Linked DNA regions of Mus musculus: all the other regions are linked to region 2. Evidence: chromatin loops called from intact Hi-C (ENCODE). Cell type or tissue: left cerebral cortex. All regions are shown on one strand.

Region 1 (4,000 bases), 75 kb before region 2:
CCCCCCAGGCCAACTCAGGCTTCCCCATGTCTCAGGCTGTGCATTCCCACCCCCCAGAGCTATGCCTCAGCACTTCCCATAGCCCAGCATCCAGTGCGGCATGGGATAAGCACAGTCAAACTTCCCGAGTTCCACCTTCCCAAGTGGCCCTGCCCAGTGGTGGAACAGACAAGGGCCCCCCAACACTACACAAGTGCACACACACAAGCACAAATGTAATTTTACAAAGAAGCAGAGAGCAATGAATGCTCAGCCTCTGTCTCATTTTTATGTAGGATCTGTGATGCCCATGTTGGGATTTTCCTACCTTAGTTAACCCAGTCAGGATATCCCTCATAGGTGTGGCCAGAGGCTTACCCACTGTCGTTCCTAACAGGCGTGCCAAGAGGCTTGTCTCCCTGGAGATGCCAGATCTTGTCAGGTCAATAAGCAACACTAGCCTTTACCCTGCATACACCCCATCTCCCTCTGTCCCTCAGTTCACAAGGGAGACATCGCACATACCCCATTTCCCCTCCTAATGCTGTAAGAACACACTGCTGGGAGCAAAGGGTTAATTTCACTTTAAGGTTACAGTCTGTCATCAAGGGATGTCAAAGGGACTTAGGGTATGAACCCCGGGCAGAGACTGAAGCAGAGATCATGAAGGAGCACTGCTCACTAGCATTCTCAGCTTGCTTCCTCCAGCCCAGGATCACCTGTGTAGGGGCAGTGCTGCCCACAGTGGGTTGGGCCCTTCCACATCAGTCATTATTAATCAGGAAAATGTCCCTACATACTTGTCCCTACAGGACAATCTGAGAGAGTCAAATCATGCAGACACAAGCATCCTGCAGATAGGCCTGGGTGGTGAAGGCCACCTGCTGATTGCCATAGGACTGAGTCTGGGAGTGGGGGGGACTCTCCTGTCACATTCAGGTAGCCTCAGCTGTCAGTGTGGCTGAAATGTCAAGGAGATCCCGAGCCAGCACCACCCATTGCTCTACTGCTTGGTGCTTGGCACTCTGTTGATAGCACAGCAGTCTCCATGAGGCTCCCAAGGCACACAGACACAGGTCCAACTCAACAGGAGCCCAAGACTCTGCTGAGGACCAGCCACTGGAGCCCTGGACACATTCTAGTTTCTTTTCACCTCTGTTCCTCCACAGTGGGACTTGGAAATCTGACTGCACATGGGAGCAGGCCTGAGGTTTTCCAAGCAGCCATAACCTGGACGCTAGTGTTTGGATGGAGCTAGAGACTTTACCAGCAGCCACTGGGCTAGGCAGGCAGCTGCAAGTAGCTTTCCTCTCCTCCACTCTGGTGGAGGCCCCGGGGCTCTCGAGCCGGCATACTTTGGAGTGGGGAAGATGTGGAAATTGAATTAGTCTGCACATTTGGGCTGCTGATGGCTTTCCTCAGAGCCATTTCGCTTGCTCCTTTTTAATCTCCTCCTTCTATTTATAAGCAGCTGGCAGCTAAGTGGAGCTCGAGAGGACGTTCCAGGCCCTGACTGCCTGTCATAACCCTTTCAGGCTTCCCTTCCCAGCAAGGAAAGAGAGCTGTGGCCCCACAGCTGAGCAGAGCCCACAGTGAGCGGGATATGCTGAGGGCCTCCTGAAGGATGTGATGGGGACCTGGGAATAGGCCACAGGTGGAGATATCGGTGTGCAGGTGCACCGGTTTTGATTTCCAGGACGTTTGCCTTCCCTTAGCTCTGGACTCCTGGCCACAGTGGATCTAGCTCCTGAGGACCACCTTATACCACTTACTGAACATACACTGGCTTTTCACCCCTGGACAGGCCCTGCCTTTCAGCCTCACTGTGCTTATGGCCATGGGGAGACCTTTAGCCTAGGGCTCAGCCTCTCAGGGGCTCAAGAAATAGTCACAGTCATTATTCCTAAAGCCCAACCCCTGGGACTACCCCAGCGTAAAGGTCAGAGTGCTTCCTTTAGAAGATGAAATACGAGGCTGGCATTGTGTATGGGTGGGTGTGGGGTCTGAGGTGTGAAAGGAAAAGATGGAGGGATAGAACAGGGCCCCACAGTTGGCTTTTGAACAGCTGTTGTTTAGCACAGGCTGTGATAAGCCATGTGGGGAGAAGCGTCTGAAAGATGGGCAGTGAGAGACAGGCCAAGGAGAGATGCCCAAGCCTCTGGAGGGAGGCAAAGGGAGATCATACAGGGAAGCATAGAGAGGGGAGGAGGTGGGGCGGAGTCAAAGATGCGCAGAGCTAGCAGGGGATGCTAAGCGCGCAGAGCCGGCAGGGGGCACCATGGAGACTGTTGTAGTGGAGAATGTTGAGGTATGGCGGGATGTCAGAGTGCAGAGGGAGTGAGGCAAGGCAGAGAGCTGGCAGGATGTGAAGTTAGCCATGGCCTGAAAGAGTATGGTATGCAGAGATGGCCCATGTACTTGTCTCTGAGAAAAGAACACTGATTTACATAGAGGGTGGAGCTCTATGCACCTGACGTGGTTGCTGGTCTCCCGAACCCCTAGCCCTAAAGCCCAAGACCCTGAGAAAGATGAGAATTTCAGAGTTTATGACAGGTTATACAAAACTGGTTGCGCAAACACTGACTAGCATCCCCAGTGGCCTTCAGGAACTATTGTTTGGAGAGTGGGGCCGGGCAGCGACTGAGCAAATACTAGGGTAGGAAGTCACTGTGCCCACGGGTGGGTGGGAAGCCTACAGGGTGTCAGGGCAAGTCAGGCTGGAAGGATCCCAGAAGATTCCAGAGACGCAACAATGGATGGTCTTTAAGAAGAGGCAGAAGTGGGGTGGGGTGGGAAGGTGTTGGGGATGTTGCAGGAGGGAAGAGAGGCCTGGGAGGAGAACTGACTTTGCAGAGAGGTCTCTCTGGTGGGTCAGCAAGGAGGGGTCAAGCGCCTCAGTGGAGAGGTGTGTGGAGTGTGCAGGCTGTGAACAACTGGTCTTGTTGACCATTGGCCTTCCTTCCTGGCAGCTCTCTGGGCTGTCTGTTCTCTGCCCATCTGTGCTCCTGTGGGGCAGCCCCTCCCACTCCTCCACCCCCAACCTCCCCACCCCCAACTTCAGGGTGCTTGGACATTCGTGTCAAAGATGGTCAGTTCTCCGTGAAGAAAGCTGAAGAGGGAGTCCAAGCACGTGGCTGTTCTGTGGGAGTCACGTGTCTCCCGTCACAGTGCTAGCTGGCAGCTCATGAAACCTTGCTCCTCTGGGAAGCCACAGTCCTCACTCTAAAATCTAAACATGTCAAAATAATGCTAGAAAGATGCGCCCTGTTGCCCCACTGCCTTGACGCAGAGGTCTAAGGGCAGCCGACTGTACCCACAGATGCATCAGGGTGTGGTGGGGGGTCACCAGAGTCTGCTAGGGCTGGCTTGGCCAGAGAGTCCAGAGGCAAGGGGCCCATCTCTGTCTCCAGCCTTCACTGTGTTTCTCACCAAGTCTTCACCTTTTAATAGACAGAGCTATATTTAACCAGCTTGACAACACCTTTGTAATCCTTCATCCTTAGCACTCAGAAGTAAAAGCTGTTATATCTGAGAAGGTGCCAAAGCTCTTGAGCACCCTAGAATTGTGGGGTTGTGTAGAGGGCATGGGTCCTGGTGCTCACAGAGGCACCCCGGGAATCAGGAATGTTAAACACTCAGGGTTGTCTCTTTAAAGAAAGAGATGTATAACCTGTTTTCTGCCCAGAAGGCTGGAAATGGGTGTGGTTAATAGCCTGGTGTCCTGTGTGATCCGCAGGGCTATACCTGGTTTCCTTAGACTTTTATGTTTATCTTAGACTCTTCCACCCTAGACCTTTCTCTTGATCATTATCTCTTGGTCAATAGAACCCATCTTTATGGAAGATGTCACGTGTACTTTACACATGGAGCAGAGTCTAGGTGACCCCTGGGCTATCTGCAGGCCACACCCCACTCCTCCTGACTTCAGTCAGTCTCCCTAGATTTGGATCTTGAAAATTCTTTCTCAGTCAATAGAACCTATTGTTATGGAAGGGGTCGTATGTACTTTGTAAAGACTTTG
Region 2 (4,000 bases):
CAGCAGCGGCACCGACATCGCGCCTCGAGTGGCCTCCTGCGCCCGCGCCGCGCCGGCGCCGGCTCCCGCGCCCCGGGCAGCCTCAGGCGGCGGGCACCACGGCGGGCAGGGGCGCCCGGCCGCGTCCCCGCGCCCCCTCTGCCCGCCGCCGCCCGCCGGTCTCTGCCTCCCTGTGCGCACTGGCCATCGCCGCGCCGCCCCGGCGCCGGGAGGTGACCAGGCGGCCCTGCCCGGCGCGCGCTGCCTGCCCGCGCTGCCCGCCGCTGCAGCGTCCCCGCGCGCTCCGCTCTCGAGAAGGGCCACCGGGTTCTGAGCGCGGCGCGGGCTGTGCGCGGGGGCCGCGGCCGGGGGGCGGGGACAAGGCCGGGCGGCGGCCGACGCAATCTGCCCAGGAAATGGGTGGATTTTTCCTCCGAGCTCCGGCTCCGCGACGCCCCCTGGCTGCAGGCAGCGAGGTCTGCAAACCGGTCGGCCGAAGAGTTAGGGTCACCCAGGAGGACGGATAAAACGCCGCCACAAATCGTAAAAAAAAAATATAAAACCTCAAGAATCTCGCATGGCACCCATCCACAGAACACCCCCTCGCCCAGCTCTCTCGGTCACCCTCACGGTTTTGTCTCGCCCAGGCCCGGCCTGCTTGTGGTCAAGGGTCTCCTCCCCTGCTGCTGGGCTTGCCTTCCCTGGTGGACTAAGTCCAGTCAGTTTGGGGTGTCTCCTGAGCCCCAGCAGGAAAGAGTAGCTTGGGTGGAGTCTCCAGTGTCAGCGCAGGAGTAAAGAGGTAGCTACAAAGTGAGAGACACTGCTGGGAACCTTGGACAACTACCTCAGAAGGAGGGGACAGTTGGAAGTCCTAGCGGGGGAACACCCTGGGCTTGTGGGAGCAGGTTTAAACAGAGAGGGACTGGAGGGGGGCGGTATGCCTGCTGTGCACAGTAGAGGATGAAGGAGAGAGAGTGTGCCAACCTACCGTCAGGAGCTGCTGGAAGCATAGGGCTCAGGAGGAACTAGAGGGGCCACACCCATGATTGTGGGGTATGGTACATGCACGGGGGGCGGGGAGGGGCGGGGTTAGAGTATCTGGCGTCTATGCTGTAGGCTTAGATGGACAGGGGTCCCTCGCAGGGACCCAGATCAGGGCCAGGCAAGCTTCAGCAGTATCTGTGCCAAGACTTGTAAGTCTCAGCAAAACAGAACAGCCGGCAAACACAACTTCATAGTGCTTTTGACTTTGAAGCAAGCCCTCTAAGCTGAGGAAAGCCAGTTTCTGCAGGCATTCCTCCAAGTTGTTCCAGTCCCGGGCAGGGAAAGCCAGCCTATTCGCAGCCCCCTACCCCTGCGCTCTTTCCCACCTGGTCAATTATAGACCAGGAAGAGATGTCAGAACAAAGGCAGGCCTCCTGGGGTCTGCCAAGAGGGATATGACATCTTCCGGGGGCTTGTCTCTCTGTGTTCAGTCCTCATTTGCAGAGAAAACGTCAACAGCCAAGATGACCCTGGCCCGAGTGCTGGGCGTGAGCCCTGCTGGCTCAAGAAGTCAATTGGAGTTGTTTCTCTGGTTAATGCATGGCATTCATTGGTGCCTCCAGTTTGGGTCAGATGCCAGCGAATTACAACTGTTAGGGAAGGGCGCCATCTCTCCGTGAAATCTGGTACTGCAGTCCAGTCACACCCAGTGGTCCTGCTGGATGCAGCAGCCGGAGATGCAAGGCTCTCTGCCCTACATCCTCTGCCAGGCATTTTCTGAACAGAATCAGGGCCGTGGCTGTGTCTACTCACTTGCTTCCTACTACACAAAGGTAAGGAGCGCTTAATGTTTATCAACAATTTCAAATCCAGCCCAGTACAGTCCTCAAAGTTCTCAAGGCGTCTCAGGAGTCATACCTTTTATTGAATTCCTACTTAGTGCAAGATACACAGTGCAACATGCTCTAAGCTCTGTGTCAGATGCAGCATAGAGACCATAACTGTCTTTGTTAGGCACACTCCATGGCCAAGCACCATTAAACCTTTCCTGCTCTCTAATGGGCAGAAGTCCCTCCCAGAGGTCAAGTGACCTTGGGGTCAAGGGGAGCTCTGCTATGAACTTGTATGAGACAGTGACCTAGCTAATGAGCTTTATTGAGACTCAGCTCTCTCATTTTTAAAATGGGCTTGACGATAGTAGCTTTCTCCTGTGATGTGTTAAGAGCGTAGGAATAAGACTGGCCTGCTCTGGTGACAGTCATTGTCACCTTTTCAAATGATAAATATGGGTTCAGCCAGCAACCTGTGCAAGGCAGGCTGCGGAGCTGGGCTTTGATATAAGGTGTGATGACCCTGAGCCCTCTGACACACCTCTGGAGCTGCTGTCAGTCAAATATCACAAGCAATGCAAGTATTTCCTCATAAGGAGAGAGGTGGGGATTTATAACCATATAGATATAGCCATATATCCATATAACTATAGTGGTTTCAAAGAGTTCCTGACTCTGTGTTAGGTGAGTGATTTCCACAGGATCCACAATTGCTGCCCTGAATTGGAGGAGTTTAACTTAGCTGGGCTTTTGAAAGGAAATGGAATTCAGAGTTTGAAACAGTGAAGCTTTGGTCTGGTCAAGTAGTCCCAGGAACAAGTAGGTAGCCTTTCGTACCACTGGCCAGGAACTGTCTCCCACCCTCACCTCAACAGGTCACTGTGGAATGACAAAGATTTGACCTCCAGCTCATACTTCTTCTAAGCCTATGTAGGGAGCCAGAGGTTCAAGGCTTCCCTAAGAAATGGATTAGAAGCACTCAACGTAGTTGATCAACTCACATAGAATGCCTCAGAGTGGAACTGGCTGTTGAGAACCAAGCTGACATCGAAGGGCAATCAGTAGGCCAGGTGGAAGGAAATTCTAACCCTACCCACACTGATGCTTGTCGAAACTGGTCACCTCAGAATGTGTCTAAATTGACAGAGAACTGAAGAAACACACATCTGATCATTTCCTAATGCGATTGGAACAGAGGTGTACAGTGAATACAGAATTGCCCTTTCAGCTCTAGCTCAAGTTTTTCCACCCCACCCCCACCCCCGAAGCCTGTACACCTGCAGCCACACCTGAGCCTCTAACTTGAATCCAGGTCTCTCGACTTGCACCTGCATTTGTGTCTTTCCACATGTACCTGAACCTCTCCACTTGCATCCATACCTGAGCCCCTCTCATGTAAATTGAGCCTCTTGACTTATACCTGAGTCCTCCTGCTCCACCTGCTCCTGTGTGTCTCCACCTTTATCAACACCTGAGTCTCCCTTACCTGAATTTGAACCTCTCCACCTGCATCTGAGCCTCTCCATCTGCATCTGAGCCTCTCCACCTGCACCTGAGCCTCTCCACCTGCACCTGAGCCTCTCCACCTGCACCTGAGCCTCTCCATCTGCACCTGAGCCTCTCCACCTGCACCTGAGCCTCTCCACCTGCACCTGAGCCTCTCCACCTGCACCTGAGCCTCTCCACCTGCACCTGAGCCTCTCCACCTGCACCTGAGCCTCTCCACCTGCACCTGAACCTCTTCACCTGTATTCCAATCTCTCCAACTGTACCCTAGCCTCTCTCACCTGTACCAAGTTGCTCTGACTTCACCTGGGCTGAGAGGCTCAAGCTAATTTCTGCCTACTCTTCCAGGCCCAAAGCAAAGTCCTACTCAGTCTTTTTACAGATTTGGCAGGAGGGTCTACTGTCCCTAAGGCATTTGTGAAGGACATCTGAAAGAGTTGGCGTTAAGTGCCATTTGATTTAGTGTTCTACACAGAACTTCCAGAAGTGATCCTTGGATTGTGGAAGAATACAGGCATTTACATTAAAGCATCCAAACTCAAGCCCCAATCTCTACCTGATTTTCTTTGAAGCGGGGGCTAGCCCACATTTGCCACTGAATAATCATCCTAGTGACGGAGTAGGTGCTGTGCCCAGACAGTCCTACAGATTTGCCATCCAGGATGTTACAGAATGGGTCCTCTCAGAAGCTTACAGGGGAG
Region 3 (4,000 bases), 100 kb before region 2:
ACACACAGCCTGCTGTGGGGTGAATCGTGATTCTTGGAATGGCGCTGGGGCCACCTATACGGGCAGGGACAGTACCTGAGCGCCAGAAGCTTCCCAGGCAGTCTGGGGAGTGCATGTCAGAATAGCACAGTGTAGCAACAGCCAGAGGCTCTGTGGGAATGCCTGATTGGAGTCAGACTGGAGGACACTTGGGTAGTGCCCAGAGATACGCCCAGAGAGCTAGATGTCCTGGTGAGAGAGCGGGGAGGGCACAAGCAGACCTACATGGGGCATAAGGAGGACACCTCTGAGGGCCGGGACACACAACATGGTAGGTCTTGGTATCAAGTTTAGATCCTAGTGAAGCAAGGTCCCAGGTTTGAATGAATGCAAGGAAGTGGATGAAGTGTCTCAGGAGTCTGTGACCCTGGCCCCGACCCCTCGGGTGGGAGCCACAGATCTCAGGCTTCTACGTTTTCCCAGCAAGATTCCATGGAGGTAGAAAGGGCAGTGGGGACCCCAAATAAGGCCATTCTAGGCTGCTCATCCATTGGTTAACTTATTAAAATTGGCCATAGTGTTCAGTTAGAGCCCCAGCTGACTAGAAGCTTCACTGGCTGCCTTTGGGGTATTAAGTGCCCCATTGCTAGGGGAGTTCAAGTGAATTATGCATGTGTTATGGGATTGGAAAAAAGACAGGAACTTCAAGGATCCTCAGTGTAATGCCATGACGTTTAGACATATCCCGTTTCCCCAGCGTGGTACTGCAGGATCATTGCCAACATGGGTACCTACCTGCCTTGGGAGCCTAGGTCCCCCTCCCTGGCTCCACCCCACCCCCACCGCCATCTACCTCCTGATTGAGGCTTATCTATTAACCAATTCTTTAGTCGTGCTCCAAGTCTCCATAGAGCCCCAGGGTCATCAACCCAGGGACTGTACCTGACTGCAGCCAGGTACCCAGCTGCTTCAACATTTCTATCTCTCAGGAAGAAGTAGAAACTCAGCAGGGAGTCTTAAAAAAAAAACAAGTGATCATGCTAGGCTTTCTACTGGGGTCTGCTGGGCATGTCAACTGGCTTCTGACACCTAAGATGGAGGACCCCCAAACTGGACAAGGAATAACAGCAGGGCCTGGAGTGGGGGGAAATACACATGCCCAGTAGGAGGGATGACGTACCAGATCCTCAAGACCTCCTGTGGGCACCTGGAAACCTGCGGTAGTGGGTGCTGGCCTATGAAGCTGGATGAGTGAGTGGATGGATGATTGACAGCTGTCAGGAAACAGACCATCTAGAAGGGATGAGGACTGCACTGTGGACATCTGTGAGTAGCAGGGCAGAGTGGAGTCTGGTGTCCCAGGGGCTGTCACACTGGCTGAGGAGAGGATCAGCTCAACCTAGCTTTATGGAGACAAGATGGCCTTGGAGGATCAATCAGGTAGAGGCTGATGAAAGGAGGCCCATTACGTGCTGGTCTGGTCATGAGTCTCTAAGCCAGCAGTTCTCAACCTGTGGGTCGTGACATCTTGTGGGGAGGGGACAAACGACACTTTCACAGGGGTCACATATCAGATATCCATCGAATCAGATAATTTACATTACGATCATAACAGCAGCAAAATTACAGTTATGAACTCACAGCATTAGGAAGGTCGAGAATTGCTGCTCTAAGGCAGGCGTGGCAGAAGCAAGGCAATAGGAAGCCACAGCAGATGATGCCTGAGTGGCCCAGAGCCTGGGCTCAACTTTGGGTTCAAGTCTTATGGGCTCCATGCTCTTCCCTCACATCCACCTGCAAGTTGTATATGCCTGTGCACGTGTTTTGTTAATGTGAGTGCATGTGTGCCTGTGCCTGTGTGTGTTCATATGGGGGCCAGAGATGGATAGTAGTAGATGTTAGACATCTAATGTTCTCATTATCCTTCTTATTATTTTGTTAGCTGGTCTTTGGTTCTTAGAAAAAGCATTGTCAGCCCAGATAAAAATCTTTCACTTAAATTTGCGACTTGGGTCTGTCCTAACTCAGAATCCAGGCACACTCAGATTTTAGGGTGAGGAAGCTACTGGAGGTGGCAGGCACCTGTCCTAAGTGACAGTGGTCCAGTACCTATTGTAGGCGACAGTGTTTTCCTAACTCACCAATGAGACAGACAAACCTACAGAGGTTTGTCTGAGGCAGATAGATCCCCTTTGGCTGGCTGGATCTGCTTCTTCCTTCATATAGGGATCCCCCTACATCTTAGAGTGGGCATAGGGAACAGGAACAGGGGACAGGGGACAGGGGCAGGACAACACCTTCCTTTACAGCTCTCCCACATCAGGGTAGGCTGGACTCTGGACTCAGAGTACCTATGCTTCTCCAGCAGGGGTCGCCCCTGAGACCGGGAACCCATACAGGGCACTAAAGCAGACTCCTCTGTTCTGAGTCTCCAGGCTTCAAGGTGAGATGGAGTGGGGGACACCATTCCAGAATTCTATGAAGCTCACTCTTTCTGGGAAAACCACCTCGACCCCCAATCTGGGAAGGGCCTCACCCTCAGCCTCTGTGTACCAAGAAGGAGAAGAGGCCAGCCAGGAAGAGATACCCTTCCTGGGTGACTCTCAGGCTCCACCACCTTACACTTTTTCTTGCTGTTAGAACTCAGGAAGAGGCCACCTCACCATCCTTGAGGTCATGAACTATGAGGAGGATCCAATGAGGCAGGACAAAGGGGGCCATGCAAAGGACCCCCCAGAAGTTCTGCCCTGGATCCCAAGGCGCCATCAAAGATGGCTTCTTTCACGTTCACTGCTTGTGGGCACACTGTGGCTCTTCGGCCCGTGCCTGTTCCGAGTCAGGCAATGGCACTGGAGACCTCAGAAGAGCCTGGCTGCAACTGGGCAGCACTGGTTGGTCAAGAGGCCCTACAGAGGCTCATGCAGAACCATGCTGCCGGGGGGGGGGGGGGGGCGGCTGGCTGGGAGGCAGCTTGTTCTGCAGCCTGAGACCAACATTATATATTTAGGCAGAGTAGGTGGCTGCCTACTTGGTGTGATTTCACAGGCTCTGGGGGGCCCCTTCCAAACCCCAAAATACCTCCTCCACCTGCTTCCTGCTGTAGCGGTCCCTGATAAGAACAGCTTTCTATTCCCGAGTTAGAAAGCAGGCTAGCAGCCCCGTGCTGCAGTTGACTGTTGTTGAATCAGGTGTATGTTGGATCTGAGGCCTGGTGAGGAAAGGCCTAGCGTGGACTTCCAAGGCCCTTGTGTCTCCAGGAACCATTGGTAGCCAGGCCTCTGATTCTTAATTGTGGATCCAGGCACTTTGCAAAAGTTAGGGATGCTGTAGGAGTCTTCCACATATCTGTATTGGTGACAACAGTGCCAGAGACTTAGGAGATGGACAGTCTCATGCATTCATGCATTCATGCATTCATTGTTGTGTACTGTGACATGCAGAGAGAGGACAGATGTCCCCAAGGCATATGTATAACCAAACTTAGCTGACAGAGCAGAGCATTTCGAGTTGAGGCTTTGTAGGCAGATAGGCGTTCACTAGGCAATGGGAAGAGATGATGTCCCCATGCAGTAAGATGGGCTTGTGGGATGGCTCAAGGCAGCCTGGGGTTAGTACCTCAGAGGATCAAGAGTAGCTAAGAGGAAAGCCAGCAAGACAGACAGACAGACAGACAGACACACACACACACACACACACACACACACACACACACACACACACAAAGCAGGCAGGAGCCAGCCTTCTATGTTCAGCCAGTCCATATGACAGCATCTAGATGTACAGGTTAGGAAGTTCTACGGCTCACAGAAGGATCCCCAGAGTGTGAGGCATGGCCCCAGAGTGGAGGAAGGTTGGCGGCTAGGACCGTAGACTCCAGCTGACCCCTCTCTCTCACCTTAGCTTCCTTATCAGAAGGCCAGGCTAGGATTCCAGCCTCCTCGGAGAGGTCAAGTAACAGGCTTTGCTAGCCCTCATTGTTGGCATCATGTAGCCAGTGAGCAAGCTGTTTCATCCCTCAGGC
Region 4 (4,000 bases), 280 kb after region 2:
TGGTCCCCAGGGATGCCACCAGCAGAATTCTGAAGATAGGTCTTTGTTTTCCCTCACTCACACAGAGACTGTCCAAATCCAAAAAGGAAGTCCCTTTGGGAACAGGTGAGCAAGGCCATGTCCTCTGCCCCTTCTGATCTAGGGCCAGCACAGGGCACACATGGTGCATTTTACAGGACAGCAGGGCTAGGGAATAGCAAAGGTCCCCTAGAGTTTTAGAGAAGAGAAGAAACAAGCCCAAGCCTTTGAACTCCATGTCCAGCGCCCCACCACCTGGTACCCTGCAGGTGAGCATCATAAACCATCTACTATCGGGCTAGCTGCCGCCGCACTCTATCTGGCCAGCAGCTCCATCCCCTACCTCAGTGGGATACTTACTTGCCATCGGACAAGTTGATGCCAGGGAAAAGCGGATACTCTTCAGGCCCGGGCTTCCCTGTGTGGTCCTCATAGAGGAAGACAGGGGAGCGGCCCAGCTCCAGCCCCAACTGCTGGATGCCCTGCTCATTGTAAATGGAGACTAGGAAGGCCTGGCTGCCTTTCTTGGCTTTCACGGTTGTCAGGATGGAGAAGTCCTCGGGAAAACCAGACTCTGGAACAGAAGACAGGATGAGAAGGCCATAGGAGAACCCAGACCCTGGCCAGCTATGGCAAGCTGAGACTGATCTGGCAAACTCTGCTGTGGGTGGCACTCCTCTTCAGCTTATCCGCCCTAAGATCAAACCTCTACAGCCTCCTCCACCACCAGGGTTCAAGCTGGCCGTTCAAGGCACAATCAAAACACAAGTTTCTCTAGGAAGGCCCTTCCGGTGAGGACCCCACAACACCCTCTCCTTGGCTGCGAGCTGCACCTCTGTGCATCTGCTTATGAGTCCTACTAGGGACCCACTGGACTCAGCAGCTTAAGGGGGACCTTTGAGTCTCCAGCTGCATCAAAGGCTAAATATACTGTGTGCCTCATCCAGTGTCGATCACAAGGGATGTGAGGAGTGGAGGAGAGAGGAGTGGGAGACAGACTTGAGCTCGTCTTGACTCACATGGTCTGAGGATTCCTTGTCAATAAGCTCATCAAAGAAAAATCAGAAGCAAATTTTAAAAATACTCCCAATTTAAAATTTTAAGAAAAACAAATATCTAGTATGTTGAACAGGAAAGCCTGTGCCTTTCAAAACAGGAAGCCCCTTTTTTGAGTACCTAAACTCACTCCTAGCCCTGAGAGCACCTAAACCCACCCTCAGCTGGAGCTCAGTGAGCCCTTGGCTGCCCCCTCCCCATGGAGCCTGATGGAAATGTCAACTATCCTCCTATGATTGAAGTTTTGCCACCAACTGCCTGGGTCTGATAGGATGTAAGCCACACAGTTACTTAATGTGAAGGAATGCGATCTAGAAATATTCCTTCCTTCCCCCACCCATGGATAGGGCACCTCTCAGATCCCTCAATGGGTAACACCCAGCAAGGAACTGGCAGAAACAGACTGACGAAGCACCAGGTAGTGAGGTACCACCAAGCCACACTGTTTCCTCTGTAGATGCTGGGAGTCTGAGTTACGGGCTGGGATGAGGCAGGAGTGTCTGGCTATTCCATTTTCTCCTTTAGAGTTGGAACAAGGTCAGCCACTTGGCCCAGTAGGCCACTAGTCACTGCTGTAGCAGGCTTTGTCACAGTTTCCTTGCAAAGCTATCCAAGGGTGCCCTCTGTTGTTGGAACTGCAGGCTGCAGGTACAATGCTGGGGAAAATCAAGATGTCCTAGATCTGGGGTTGGGGGCTGGGGGTTGGGGCACAAACAGGACATAACGACTTAACTGCTCTTCCCTCCCGTTTCTGATATAGGGCACAGGCAGAGAGAGCTAATGGAGGCTGTGGTCGCTTCTGACAGGGAAACTGCAGATCCCAGGGGTGGCACAGGGTATGGTGGGATAGGAAGCCAGTGGAAGAACTATCCCATAGGGTCACGACCTCTCATCAAGGTCAAGGGGACCTCAGACTCTGATGTGGGATAGCCACGTGTCCTAGCCCAAGTCAGGAGCCCAAAGAGGCTGGGTGTGCAGGGGCCTGTTTGTGTGCTGGGCATCACCAGCTCCCCTGGGCTCAGAGTGACAATTTCAGGCTGCTCTGATAGCTGGTAATGATGGCCATGCACCTACTTGAGGTAGTTGGGGAAAAAAGGACTCCACTGGGGGACCTGCTTAGCCTGCTTTCAAGTTCCAGACGGGAAGCTTCTTGGAAGGGGACATGCGAGCCTGCACTGTCTTGTCACCCTGGGTGCCACACTGCACCCTCTACTAGGCAGGGGTGTGAAGGAAAACAGAGGTCTCCACCTTCACTGGTGTTGATGGGCACTGAGAACTGCTGTGCCTACCCAATTGAAGGCCCCAGTTAGCCCTGCCAGTGGCTGGGCGCTGTACCTGTAGGACGTGGACACCAGAGCGGACCCTACAGCAGCCGGGAGGTCACTGTCTGCATTCAGGGTGGACCATGCGGTCATTATCCAGTCTCTGTGCCCACCCTGACTCTGTGTCATTGACTGAAAGGATGAGACGCATGGCACATGAGAGAGTCCTCTTCCTCCATCATGATCTATGGTGGAGGGCAGCCAGCCCATCTCTCCCAGCTCATTAAAATGCCCCTCCTCAATGTTTAAAATCACTATGGTAACAAATTTTCTCAGCTCAGACAAAACTTGGAAAAGATGAATTATGTTGAACATTAATCTCTCTCCTAGCAAAATAACAATGGATTTATAGTCCCTTTAAGAAGGTCTCTCTTCACTACGACAGGAGCTGACACTGTACGCCAAGCTTCCGGGTAGTCTGGAGAAGTGCATGTGCGGTCTGGTGCCTCCTGACTGATCTCACTCAGAAAAGCCACCACAGTGGAGGGCCAGCAGCTCCGCTCATGGGGTATCCTCCCTCTTCCCACCAACACCCAAGGGCCCCGGTCCACGGCGGGGATACAGTAGGCAGCTAATAAATGCAGCTGCCATGGAATTGACTCTCCCAGAGAATCTCACATACTACCATATGGGCAGGATGGCCACAGCCTCTCAGAGAAGACACAGTTCTGCTCACTGAAGGAATGCAGTACCTCTGACCTGCTGCTGTATTCTTACACCATCCTGGGGCCCCGTATCCCATGGTCCAGCCCAGGCAGCCGCACCCTGCTTCCCATGCATGGCCTTTGTCTAGGGCCAGCATTCTGAGATGTAATTTATCCTGTGGTCTGCAGTGGACTGGTTGGACCCAGGGCCTCTGGTCAGTAAGGATAGGAGGGAGCAATAGGGGTAGCTGGTCAGGGGCTGCTCCTGGAGCTAGCTGAAGACTTGGGATCCTGGAGTAAAGATGGAGCCCTGGAAATGGGGGGATAAGGAGAAGAGCTCCTGGCCAATCCACCCTATCTAGTTCTGAGTGAGCCAGAAATCTCAGGTACCTCCTCAGAGAAGGATGCTGAGGAGAACAGAGGGGAGACCTCAGTCCTCAGTGGAAGAATGGTGGGGACTGGTTCTCCACACACAAGGTGAGGCCAGGGGTCAGGCCTTAGTGTCAGTCAGGAGACCATTACAAGCAGCTGGTGCTAGCTGGGTAGACATAGGAGCAATAAAGCAGTATACAGGGAAGTCCAGGACCGTCTTCATGCATGGCCTGCTAGTTTCTTTTAGATATGGCGCCCACCCTGTGGGGGAGAATGGCCAGATCTTATGCCATGAACAAGCTAGCCCAGCCATCTAAAGACCCAGATCCACACAGCCCATGAAGGAAAGATTATGCTGCTCACTAGGATAAGGCTGTCTTGGGAGATCAGCCCATAACCAAGGGCATCATTGAGCAAGCACTAAGACAATTCCAGACATCTATTCATGCTCTACCCAATCCAGTCTTGCTGCGGTTGCCTGGAGCCCTCGGGCCTCCTAGTGCAGCTACCACAGACAGCCTCCCCACCCTGGTGTAGCCAAGGAGCTCCTGCACTCTGGAAGAAGGCACACAGTAGCTAGCAGCCACC
Region 5 (4,000 bases), 430 kb after region 2:
GAAGTAGCGACGTGGCAGTGTGGGGGCAGCCACGTCTACAGGCCTGGCGGGCGGGGGAGTGGCCATACTCAAAGAATCAGGCACATCAGACACCCTTCAAAGTCCATGTCTTCTTCACCCCATGCCTAGGATCCTGAGGACATGGCTGAGGGGCTGAGGGGTTCACACTGCCTCTGGCTCAGATGGGGAGGCCTCAGCCAGACTGTGGCTGAGTAGAGACCAAGGCACTGTGGTCGAGATCAGGCCCACGTTCAGACTGACCTGGCATCGGGCCAACTACACATGTAGCTAGGGTCTCCATGCTATGAAGGCGGTGGCTAGAGCTTTCATTGAGATCAGTCTTCGTCTGAGCTGGCAGCTGGGTTCACCTCACCTGGATGAGACCACCTGGAGACAGACACAGTCCCTGGTCAGGTAGACACTGGAGCAGAGGAAAGAGGGGATGGACTCTACAGCTTTGCAGGACAATCATCAGAGGCTCCAAAGCAAGCAAGGGCCACACAGGGCCACACAGGAGCACACAGGGACAGGCATCCCTTACTGAAGAGCTATGCCCAAGGCTCAGGGCTGGACCTGGAACTACTAGGCCACAGGCACTATGGGAGAGCTGTCCACAGGGGCACATGCTATGTTCCACCATTCCTGGATGTCAAGGAAGCCTTTCTGGGAGCAGTGGCCAGCTTCTACTGCCCCACAAAACACTAAGCCTCAATGCTATCTTAAGAGATGCTGGCCCTACCCAGTATATTCCTGCCCTGGAGTGCTGACCCAAGTAGTCAGAGAGAGAGGGAGTTGAGGCCATCAAGGGGTCAGCAAGCTAGGAAAGGAATCAATAAACTGTAAGGCAAGACCTATGAGCCCCAGGCTATTACAGAATGACCCACGACACCTCCCTGTCTCCTGCCCTCCCAACCACTCAACTGAAATGCTAGTCCTGAAGCTTTGGGTCTCCAAGGCCACCTCAGATCCAGGGATGTGTTGAGAGCCTTGGAGCTCCCGGCAGCTCTCCTAACGCTTGGGGCTTGCTTAGGGACAGGATGCATGCAGACACCAGCAGAGAGGACAGAGCCCAGGAGAAGCCAGGCCTATACTGTCACAGGTTCCCATCCAGAGAAGGCGTGTTGTCTGCACGGTCTCCTGAATGTGTGTGAGTGAGCCAGGTGAGCCTATGGGGCCTCCACACTGGGGAGGGGGTTGTTACTGGAAGTGGGCTGCCTGAGCACCATGTAAGAAAATTGCGGTCTCAGCTCTGCTGAGATCAAGTGACCTAGCATGGCTCAAGGCCCCACCATAAATCACACTGTCAGCAAGGACCACTGAGGTGACCCGAGACGGTCAGGCAAACACAGACACTGTCAGGCCAGACTCTCCAAGTGGGCTGAGGTCAGAGGTCACCTACCAGGAGTTGGGTCAGAGCCATGCCTTTGGAAACTGTGCAGGGTGTGGCCAAACCAAGCCTGCCAGGTTAACCCTTGACTAGATAGTCTCCCCAGGGCAAGGTGGGCAGGGAGGCCATCACCTTATCTCCTGTGAGCCCTGTGGGGGCAGCAGGAGAGACAGATGGTAAAACCTGGAGAAAATTTGACCTTCTGTAGGAGGAAGGTAGGGTTGTCATGACAGAGGCCATCACATGCCCAGGGCCCAAGACCACCTAGGACAAAACCTAGATCCAACTGGTCTCCCACTGCACACTCCTCCCACCCCCAGGAAGCTTCCAGGATCCAAGGCTGGCATGGCTGCAATAGGTGTGGCCCCTCCTGAGAAGGACCACAATTTCTTTCCTTCCCTTAAGAAGGTCTTAGACTTGTGTTACCATATCTGTGGGGTCTCACTTGTTCCCTCCTGGGACCCCCAGGCAGGTGGGGATGGGCCACCTCAGCCCCGGAAGGAGGCAAGCAGTGCTCCTCCCAACTGAGGGAGCGCTATTATGGAGGAGGGCTCCATTAGGTACCAACACTTGCCTGGTTCCTGCTGGGGAGCCAGCCCCACAAGAAGAGGGCATTGAACCAACAGCAAGAGGGATTTCAGTTAGACTTGAGGAAGATTGTCAGAGCAGAAACCTCCTTACAGACGGGTTCCAGGAATTCCCTCTGTGTCTGAGCCACATGGGAAAAGTTTCTGGAAGCTTCCCAAGCATAACACAGTGGTTGAGCGCAGCCTTGGTGATCTCAGAAACGCTTAGGAAACAGTAGTTGGACCCAGTTAGAAGAGCCACAGCCCCCTCCAAAGTGCAGAAAGGAAGGACTGGACCTTCTCCAATCACAGTGGACAACTGGCTCTGCAGGGTCTCTAGGGCGCCACCTGCAGGAGGAAGAGTGAGTTTCTGCTCTGCCCAGATGGCCCAGGCAGGGCAGAGGCAGCCAAAGGCAGGCCATCGGGTCTCCCAGATGCAGCCAGGAGAGGTGCAGAACAGGGTCTCCTGGCTCCACGTGCACAGTAGGGGCGCGGAGCTTGGCTGTGACAGAAGACTTCACTTCATGGTTTCTTCGCAGCGCCTGGTGTGAGGGCCACTGAACACACCTGATTCCTTCTGGCTGTTGGTGATCTTCTGGAGACATAGCCAGAAATGACATTGAAGGTGTTCTTTGCCCTGTTTTGTCTTTGAAGCTCAATTGCCACATCACCTGGGAAGACTTACCAGTCCCCTTGCCCACTGGTACGGTCACTTCACTATAGTGGCCCACTCAGCCTGTACCTGCCGCCAGGATGCGGCCTGGGAGAACACTCCAGACCCTAATCGGACAATAGAGTGGGTCTAAGCACATGACCTGTGGCAGGGCCCAAGGGAGATGTGCTGGCACGGGAAGGTATACACCAGGTCTTGAGGACCAGGATCAACATTCAAGTAAAAGTCCCTTATTTATGGCTCATATTGAATTCATGTGGAAATGGAAACTTTCACATACTGGGTTAAATAAAATATGAAATTCACTTCACCTGATTTTAATGTGGCTAGCAGGAAGTTTTCAATTTTCAGATGCATATTTGGTTCATGTGAGTTTTCTGTTGAACAAAAACTCTGCGTTTGCCTGGAATCACGCACATGGCCTAACCACACATCTCCAAAGGTATTTTCTGAGTGATAAATGGATGGATGGATGGGCAGATGGGGGATGGACCATTGGACAGGTGGACAGATGGGTAGACGGGTGGAGGATAGGTGGATAGATGGACAGATGGGGAACTGGGATAAATGGAGGGACAGATAAATGGGTGGTAGATGGGTAGATGCATATAGATGATGGATGGATGGATGGATGGATGGATGGATGGATGGATGGATGGACAGACGGGTGGTAGAGCAGATGAGTGGATGGGCAGATGGATGGATGGATGGATGGATGGATGGATGGATGGATAGATGGTTGAGTAGATGAGATGGGCAGATGAGTAGTGAATGCATGAGTGGGTGGGTGGGTAGATGGAGGTATGCATGGCTACATGGCTGGGTAAACAGATGAATATATGGAGAAGCAGTGCCTGGAGACAAACGTCTCCCATTGCCTGAGGCCCTGGCTAACTGCCACACAGTTCTGCTCTGGCCCAGCACAGACAGCTAGTTAAGCCCACAAAACCATAAGCTCCCTTCTCTGGATGTGCACTTAACCTAGTCATCTGATTGTCCCCACTGGGGCTCTGGGGGCCAGAGACAGCAAGGGGCTGTCAATGTTTTCAAGCACACTTCCAACCATGCTGAAGGACTGGTACTCTAGGACACAAGGATAGAAGGTCTGCTGAAGTTATTCTGTTCAGCACCCGCCTCTCCCACTCTTCAGCCCTGCACACCATCAAGGAGCAAGCAGGGGCTCTGCTGTCCTCTAAGGTCATTCCCAGGCAGGACCTTGGCCTCCTGAGTCTGGGGCAGCATAGGTGAACTCATCTGGGCCTTGAGGGTCTAGGAAATGGTTGCTAGGAGACCTGGTAGGTGTGTGTGTGTGTGTGTGTGTGTGTGTGTGTGTGTGTGTGTGTGTGTGTGTGATTGATCTGCACTTAGTGAGGT
Region 6 (4,000 bases), 210 kb before region 2:
GGTTACAGGCTTGCACCGCTACGGCTGTATATGTGGTACTGGGATGGAGCTTAAGGCCCGTACATTTTATGCATGCTTGGCAAGTGCTCTTGCAGCTTAGTTTTATCTCCAGGCTGGCTTTTCCTTCTCAGCTCTAGGGCTGAGCCCAGGGCCTTGTTCATGAGAGGCGAACACTCTACCACTGAGCTAGGCTCAGGTTTAACTTTTTAATTTGAAACAGAAAATCCCAAAGCTGGCTTTCAACTCCTTCTGTAGTCCAAGCAGGACCAAAATTTGTGATCCAACTGCCCCACCTTGAGTATCTGAGATTATAGGCCTGCACTACCAGGCCCAGTGAGAGTCTCACTTGTAAACAGGTGTATTACCTATTTTTTTTTTTTTTTATCCTGGTGACTCTTTAGCTTCTCCTGTGCCCACCCTGTACGTGAGATCATTGTCTCACCTCACTGTGGTCCTTGTCCTACTTCTGGCGTTTTGGTAAACCTGGTCCCAGTGGATCCAGGCCTTCCCAGCAGGCTCCAGGAACAGGCCTTGCAGGAATGCTGGTGCCACTGGGCACAGGGAGGAGAATGACCAGCAGGGGGCAGCAGCGTGCTTCCTTTGATTTCTCAAATACTTAAAAACAACCAGTCAGTCATCCCACCAGCCCTTGGGAGCCTAGCAGGGTAGGCTCTGGGATGAGCACAGGATCTCTCTCTCTCTCTCTCTCTCTCTCTCTCTCTCTCTCTCTCTGTCCCTCCCTGTTCTTTGTTCCGATATGGCTTCTTAAAACCTGCACCCACTGAGGTTCCCTGGCTTCCATTATCCGACTCTGGTAAAGGAAGGGAGGTGTCCAGGTTCCGAGGTAGCCACTGGTCATATACTCCAGAATGTGGGAAGGGAGGCTGGTTGGAATAAAGATGGTTGTTTAGATGTCTGTGCTTGGTTCCAAGCTGTTAGAAGGAAAAAAAAACCAACTGCAAACAAACAACATAATAAGTTTCCCGTTGGCCAGTGTTGTAGATACCCTGGTTCCAGAACTACATTAGTAGAATGAGTTTTCTGGGCTCCTTTCGCTTTCTGGAAGTGCTAGGTATAGTGTTATAGGACAGGCACACCTAGAGAATCAGCTTTGCAAAGACCATTCCAATCTGCCCTGCAAAGTTGGTTGTCGAGTCTCCCCAAGGACAGCGAGGCTCTCTGTGGTTCTCATGGGTGCTCCTGGGGTTCAGTAGGTTGGGGGTACACCTTGTCTTCCTGAACATTCTGCTTCCCACTCCACAGCCTACTTGTGAGCAGCTCTTGATGCTGTGGTGAGAGAAGGGGTGTGTGTCTCAACTCTGTCCCTGATGACCAGGGGCAGAACTTGTTCCCAGACCTCTGCTCCAGAAGTGGAAGTCTTGTTTCAGGGGGGGGGGGTCACTGCAAGGGTCACCTGTCCTCTGAGGCTGCCGGCCAAAGCCAGGCTGTTGTCACTCACTGGGTTCTGCTCTGAACAGGCAAAGATCCTGGAGGAAAACTGAGGCAGGCCAGGTGCTTCAGGCTGCTGTTACGTCACAAAGATGGCTCTGCTAAGTGATATCCTGGTCCCTTGGCTGTGGACCTAACACCAAGGCTCCATCTTGTTCCTTCTGCCCTTCCTGCTCCATACCATCTCTGCTCCCTCCTCCTGGCTGGACTCTCCCCAGGTTATACCCACAGCCTAGCCTGGCACATCCTGTGCCTTCCTGTGGCCTTGTGAACTGGTAACTTCAGTGGCCCCACAATCACAGAGCTCTGCAGAGTTCCTGCATTGGCCATTGCCCCCCTCCCCCAGCTTAGAGAGACTAGACTCCTATCTCCTCTCGGATCTTGCTCCTGGGACTGCAACCCTGGCTCCTGGCTCCAACTCGCCAAGATGGAGGGATTCACTTCCCTCTAGAGTCCCTGCCTCCCTTCTCCTCCTCCCCCATCCCAGGTTGTATCCAACTCTCGGCTGCCTAAGTCAGTCCCAGCTGCCTCTAGCTCATCAGTTTGGCTACTGCAACCTCTTCTCAGGCCTCTGAAGCTCTGGGCAGTTTCAGGAGAGTGACTCTGCTGGTCCTCTGTCCTGCCTAGCTGAGGAGGGAAGCTCAGACAAGAGCCCAGTGTGTGGATCTCTCCAAAGTAGCACTGGCTGCCCCAGAAAAGCCTTAGCACAAAGAAAAACACAGACAGTTTGTGAAAGGTGAACTCTGGGTCTTGAGCTCCACCATGTTAGAGACAGGGACCCTCACAGCCAGGAGGCTTCCGACTGTCTGTTAGGCAGGTGTCTTTCTTCTTTTCACTTTTCCTTAGGGACAGCACCAGGTTTCCATTTTCAGCCTCATGCCTTTTTGCCTCTGGGCCCCAGGATGGCTGGAGGGGTGGTGCCAGGATGGACAGAAAGTGCTTGTCAGCCTGCAGCCATCCACCAGGGGGTGCTGTGAGCTTATCTATAATGGTTAGTGCCAAGTAGCTGGTGTCTAGCTAGTTATTGACTGGTGGCTGGTGACTTAGGGAGGCAGGTTGCAGAGCTCTGGGACTGCAGTGCTGTCCGTGTCAGAGGAATAAGGAGCTTCACAGGCCTCAGCCTGTGTGGGGCCTGGGTACTTCTCCTGCTGCAGCTTGGGGTGGGCACGGATATGTATTGGGCAACCACTGGGCACAGAGCAGGGGCCTGCAACCTGGAGACAGAGGTCCAGTTCAGTGCTATTCACTGAGTGCCTTTGGTGGGTTCTTCAGCCTCTGGTCTGGTGTCCTGGCCTCTCCACTGTCCTGTAGTAAAGTTCCACCTTAGTTGGAAAGCTTTCTGGTCATTATGGGTTGTACCATTTGGGGGCTGTTTGGGAGGTGTGGCGGTCACCTTGCATGTCTCACTGTACTTGGCTGGTCCCTCAGCCAAGGGGCAGCCTGAGGGTCAGCTCTGATGGGGCTGAGAGTAGTCTCATGAGATCCAGGCCAGAAGGGGCTCAGTGAAGGTGGATGGGCCAGAGAGGTGGACAAGGGTCTCCATATGGAGTCTGCCATCTTAAGGCAGGAAGGACATGTGAATTTCAAGGGTGCAGGAAAGGCAGGAGATAACCTGCAGCTTGGAGGGGTAGATGGAGCAATGTGGGTAAGGCAGGCAGTGGGGTCCTCCTGAGACAGGTCAGGGTAGGCCAGGATGAGGGCACACCTACAGGACAGGCCTAGAGCAGGAGTCTCCATCACCCTGTGGCTGTTCACAGCTTTTCCTGACATAAGACTCAGGTCTGGAGAGGTCAGGAGGGCCTTGACTAAGTAAGAGAGGGAGGGATGGGAAAGGGTGACACAGAGAGACTGAGAGACACATCACACATGTGCATATATGTGCATATGCACACACACTCACAAACAGACACATACACAGACACAAGTACATAGACACAGACATACACACAAATGCACACATACACACACACACATATACACAGACAGACACACACAGATGCATATACACAGACACACACACACAAACACACATACATACACACATATACACACATGCACACACAGGCACACACAAACATATACACACACAGACACACACACAAACACACACACAGACATACACACAGAAACACAGACACAGACACACAAACAGACACATACATAGACATACACACACAAACATACATACATACACAGATGCACACACACGCAGACACACATACAGACACTCATACACACACAACACACACACACACACACACACACACTCACGAGTCTATCTTGGCCCTCCAACCCTCTCCACACAGTCAGTATGAGGACTCAGCAAATATCAAGTGCCTGGCCCCTCCATCCTGCCCTAGGAACTCATGGCTTCAGGCACTCTGAGACCTGACTTGGCCTTCAAGGCATGCCATGGTCTATCTGGAGGGTTTGCAGGACCCCATGTCCCTTTTTTGTTTCATCCTTGTCTGATGGCCTCTCCTGGTACCTGTGCTTCACCAGGCAGGGCCCCGCCCTGTGGCCTCATTCTGGCTATAGAGCTCATTGTGCA
Region 7 (4,000 bases), 220 kb after region 2:
TCTAGAAATAGTGGAAAATGGAAGACCTTTTGGCCTGATCTTCCCAAAGGGTGGCCAGGTGGTTAGCACCCTGAAGTTCAAGGTAGACCACACAGGCTCTACCTTGAGATGTCCCCAACCATAGCCCTTAAAGCAGTCTTTAGAGAATAGTTTTCAGGCTATCAGATCAGTCAGTAATGGAGGCAAAAAACTGTCCACAGGTACCCAGTGAGAAGCAATGTATACCTTCCAAGCATAAGCAGATGCGGGTGTCAGGTCTGTTCTCATAGCCTTTAGATTCCACAGGGAATGCCACAGCCTGACACAAAGGGCAACCACACCCAGTAGTTACAGCCAATAGGATGGAGCTCAAATGGTCGGATCCCATCCAAATGCCAGGCCTCTTACCACCAAATGGAGGGACAGAAGTGGCTGGCTGCTGCACAGTTCCACAAGGCTCGGGATATCTCTTCTGCCAGGGGTACTGGGCACTCTGACTATGTGATTCAGGGTGTCATTATTTAGCTTTGTATTAACCAAGATGATCCACATAGGCCTGATATACAGCCTTGAACATGGCAGGCAGTACCACATTCTACATTGTGGCTTATATGCTAAGTGTCACCGGGCTGCACGTGCCTTCACATGCCTTGGCTCTAAGCCTGAGACTGGACTGTAAAACTAGATAGACTCTGTGTAGGAATTCTGGGCCTCTCAGGTGAGAACTGACTACCATGAGGACTGTTGCCTGCAAAGGACCCGCAGGGAGAGACTTGGGGGACGAAGGTATGTGGATACAGCCATGTGGCCACCCTAGGGCCTCCTAGGTAGATGCTCTGGGCCAGCCCAGGAGATGCTGACAGTGTCATGATCCCCAGTCTCCTTTAGGACCAGGACGGCATCAATTCCCCTCCACATTCGGAGGCAACCCCATTGAGTCCTGTACCACACTGAGACAGCCCACCCTCAAGGGGATAGATTCTTACCTTCTCCCCCTTGGTGCCCTTCAGACCTCGGATGCCATCTGCCCCCTGTGCAAGCAAGAATAGAGAGTGATCACAAACACGCACAGCCCAAGAGGGAACAGCTCCCACAGGCAGTATGGACCAGCCTTAGATGAGTCCTCATCCAACATACCTCCATCTCTGGAGGGAGGGGTACTTCCTGTTCTCTCATTGATTGACAGGAGCTCATGTGAGGCCCCCACTGTCCTTAACTCCTACCCTGGCCTCTGCACAAACATCCATACTTTCCCCTGCCCAAATTACTCAAAGGCCTGATATTGCCTTTCTAACGGCCCAAAGCCCTGCCAACAGTTTCCCAGGCTAGCATGCCTGCCTGTTCTAGGAAGAGTCCCCCAATCCTGCAGCTAGGAAAAACTCAATGCAGGCCGGCGAGTTAAGATCCTGACCCTTTCTGTGGCCTCTGAAGATGTCCCAGACTTCTGCATGCCTGTTTTCTTATCTGGAAGTGGATTGACAAGGACTCTAGCCTATCTCTACTGTTTGAAAAAGGGTGATCTGAAAGTCCTCAGGGCAGTGCCCTGTGCATACTGGACATCCAGTAGAAAAATGCTGTGCACTGGCTGTTTGTGTTAATTCTGCATTATCATTGAAAGGTGACATGGTATTGCACCAACTAATGTCACAATGAGTATGGCTGGCCTCAGCCCAGGGTGGACATGGAATCCCTGTTAGACACAGCTCTAAGGACACACAGCAGGCCCCCTTTCTTCTATTATCAATGGTCCCAGTCCCTCTGTTGTCAGAGGCGAAGTCATAAAACCTAGTAACAGATGGAGCCACAGCTTAACCGCCCATGCCTTCTGACCTTGGGCTCCTGAGAGGGGTGACATTTACCTACATGGACTCACTGTTGACTCCAGGAGTTGCCTCAAGCCACCTCTGCCTAGGACCGCAGAGGAGTCACAAGGCTCAGTTTCTTCATGATTGAGGCTGCAGCCTGGGCCTGAGCCACCTTCTAGACCCAGGTGCCACCAGCTGCCCTCTGCTGGCCAGAGATCCACATAGGCTTGGTAGTTCCGAGGTTGGGGCTGGGAAGAGCTTTAGAAAGAAGCTCTTTGGAATGGAGACATACAGACCCAGGAGTCAGGGCTGAGATCTGAGCTTTGACACAGGAAGGTAGGAGCTATAAGCCAGGTGGACAGGTACCCTGAGATCTCAACCACTGGAAGGAAGGAGGGCTTGGAGCATCAAGAGACAAGCCCATGGTTGACAACATCCTTACTCAGTATCCCATGATGCACAGCTTAGAATGAAGAATGGAGGGGCAAGAGGACAGCTGCTGAACAGGATGGATCTGGATAGCAGCTGGGTCAGAGCAGCTCTTGCTCACTCATCCCAACACCAAATAAATGGATGTGGGTTGACAGCATAGGTGCCCAGCCCATTAGGATCCTGGCCCTTGAAAGCAGCCATGGATGGAATGGCTCTAAGGAAGGAGTGCTGACTCTAGGGAGTCTGCTCTGTGCTTGCTCAAACCTGAGTCAATGTTGGGCAGCAAACTGAAAAATGAAGAGGAGCGTAGAGCAGACATGGAGATATCATGACATGTCTACACAGAGTCCGTGAGCAAGGCTTGCCACATGCACCTAAGTAACAGGAGTTGAAGAACATCTGTGGTCCAACAGATTCAGGAAGGTACAATGTGCCCTGTCTGGACAGCTGCCTTGGAACCAATGGTTTCTGGGCACTGTTTTTTGCCTGAGATGCCTTCTGGATATCTAGAAGTCTCCATAGGAGAGACCTAGAGCCCCACCCACCACACTCTTCCAGGCATCTCTGTGGTGGAGAGAAACATAAACAGAAGAACCCAGCAGAGATGATCTCTCAGGTTCAGGCCTGCTGACACAGACCTGCAAACCCAACTGCTCATGACCCTGAAGCTGACACAGACCTGCAAACTCAATGCTCATGACCCTGAAGCTGACACAGACCTGCAAACCCAACTGCTCATGACCCTGAAGCTGACACAGACCTGCAAACCCAACTGCTCATGACCCTGCAGCAGAAGGAGCATGAGTTTAAGACCAGACACCTAGGCAACTTAGTGAGATTCTTCCTCAAAACAACGATTAAAAATAAGGGGGTTATTTAGTTTGGTGGTAGAGTGCCCAGGGGATGTGGGCAAGCCCCGAGTTCAACTCTTGGTGGGAAGTAGGGGAGCGGGGTGAGAGAGGCTGTCTGCTCTTTCCACCTTATGAGGCTGCAGTGAGAAGAGCCAGGCTGTGAAGGAGAAAGCGACCCTAACCAAATGATGATCTGCTTGCACCTTGACCTTGAACTTCCAGTCTCTATTACAAAACCCTAGATTGTGGGATTTTTCTTATAGCAGACAGGCCATGAGAGAACCCCATCTTGGAAGAAGCCTGGGTAGGAAATAATCAGATCTCTCTACCCTAATGGTGACAGCTCCCACACCTACCTCTGCTGTGCCCGTGAGCCTGGCACTCATGAGGTGGCCAACACCACGTCAGTTCTCAAGAGCACACGGGGCAGTACTATCTCTTGCTCTTGTGAAAACTGTCTTAATGCTTGCTTCCCTCTCTGCTTCCAAGTCTTAACTGGATTGCTCATGTTCTGAGTGAATTTGAACCAGATCGATAGATAAGAGCATTCTCCATAAACATTTTAAAGTAAACACCTTTCAGCTTGCAGAGGAAGCCTTACGCAATTAGCCATGTATAGGAGCTGCCAAAGGCTTGGGGTAGGAGACAGAAATTTGTAAGATAAACACACGTAGAGCTCCTATAATCAGCGCTGCTGCTCAGTTATCTCCCTCCCAGCCTTCAGTAGGCACAGTGTCAGGAAAAGCAAGCTTCAGGAGGAACCTGACCTGCCTAAGGCTGCCATCTTCGAGAGGTCACTCTTGAAACTAGGATGTCAGGGTTTCTGAGGCACAGAAACAGGGCCATTTGGGTTCAAGTCTAGACGCGGGTACCATGTTTGGAGGGATTCCAGACAGTCTCTGAACACGGAGGTTGTGAGCTCCCCACCCTCCA

What was found. Peaks named below come from ENCODE experiments on the same cell type or tissue, not always from the same donor. Only the 100,000 strongest peaks of a DNase experiment are listed, where the experiment ranks them.
Region 1: it touches region 2 in a loop (2.0-fold over the local background); 12 of 42 quality-filtered maps call a loop at or near these places.
Region 3: it touches region 2 in a loop (6-fold over the local background); 31 of 42 quality-filtered maps call a loop at or near these places.
Region 4: a loop joins it to region 2, with 4 times the contacts of the local background. A loop is called at or near these places in 8 of 42 quality-filtered maps.
Region 5: it touches region 2 in a loop (4-fold over the local background); 7 of 42 quality-filtered maps call a loop at or near these places.
Region 6: it touches region 2 in a loop (8-fold over the local background); 41 of 42 quality-filtered maps call a loop at or near these places.
Region 7: a loop joins it to region 2, with 4 times the contacts of the local background. A loop is called at or near these places in 4 of 42 quality-filtered maps.

What each region holds. Positions count from the first base shown.
Region 1 is chr2:28,276,550-28,280,549 of GRCm38, reverse strand. No RefSeq gene overlaps it. Among named protein-coding and RNA genes, the nearest start is that of Olfm1, 73 kb to the right of the region's middle. In left cerebral cortex, a CTCF peak has its summit at 2,240 (motif pointing right); DNase peaks (open chromatin) are centred at 1,406 and 2,236; H3K27ac peaks cover 918 bases.
Region 2 is chr2:28,201,968-28,205,967 of GRCm38, reverse strand. Olfm1 (olfactomedin 1) reads right to left here and starts at 279. Exons shown (of 6, transcript NM_019498.2): 1 at 1-279. The coding sequence starts at 18. In left cerebral cortex, CTCF peaks have their summits at 442 and 1,646; DNase peaks (open chromatin) are centred at 398, 826, 1,639 and 3,978; H3K4me3 peaks cover 877 bases; H3K27ac peaks cover 1,878 bases.
Region 3 is chr2:28,303,252-28,307,251 of GRCm38, reverse strand. No RefSeq gene overlaps it. Among named protein-coding and RNA genes, the nearest start is that of Gm13373, 99 kb to the left of the region's middle. In left cerebral cortex, a CTCF peak has its summit at 2,337 (motif pointing right); DNase peaks (open chromatin) are centred at 2,365, 3,061 and 3,880; H3K27ac peaks cover 1,758 bases.
Region 4 is chr2:27,924,634-27,928,633 of GRCm38, reverse strand. It overlaps Col5a1 (collagen, type V, alpha 1), which reads right to left. Exons shown (of 66, transcript NM_015734.2): 3 at 379-592. Among named protein-coding and RNA genes, the nearest start is that of Col5a1, 40 kb to the right of the region's middle. In left cerebral cortex, a CTCF peak has its summit at 1,688 (motif pointing left); a DNase peak (open chromatin) is centred at 1,684.
Region 5 is chr2:27,770,381-27,774,380 of GRCm38, reverse strand. No RefSeq gene overlaps it. Among named protein-coding and RNA genes, the nearest start is that of Gm39777, 66 kb to the left of the region's middle. In left cerebral cortex, a CTCF peak has its summit at 2,307 (motif pointing left); a DNase peak (open chromatin) is centred at 2,292.
Region 6 is chr2:28,416,683-28,420,682 of GRCm38, reverse strand. No RefSeq gene overlaps it. Among named protein-coding and RNA genes, the nearest start is that of Gm13373, 14 kb to the right of the region's middle. In left cerebral cortex, CTCF peaks have their summits at 559 (motif pointing right) and 2,408 (motif pointing right); DNase peaks (open chromatin) are centred at 582, 2,420 and 3,981.
Region 7 is chr2:27,982,059-27,986,058 of GRCm38, reverse strand. Col5a1 (collagen, type V, alpha 1) reads right to left here. Exons shown (of 66, transcript NM_015734.2): 28 at 966-1,010. Among named protein-coding and RNA genes, the nearest start is that of Gm13372, 49 kb to the left of the region's middle. In left cerebral cortex, a CTCF peak has its summit at 1,994 (motif pointing left); a DNase peak (open chromatin) is centred at 1,984.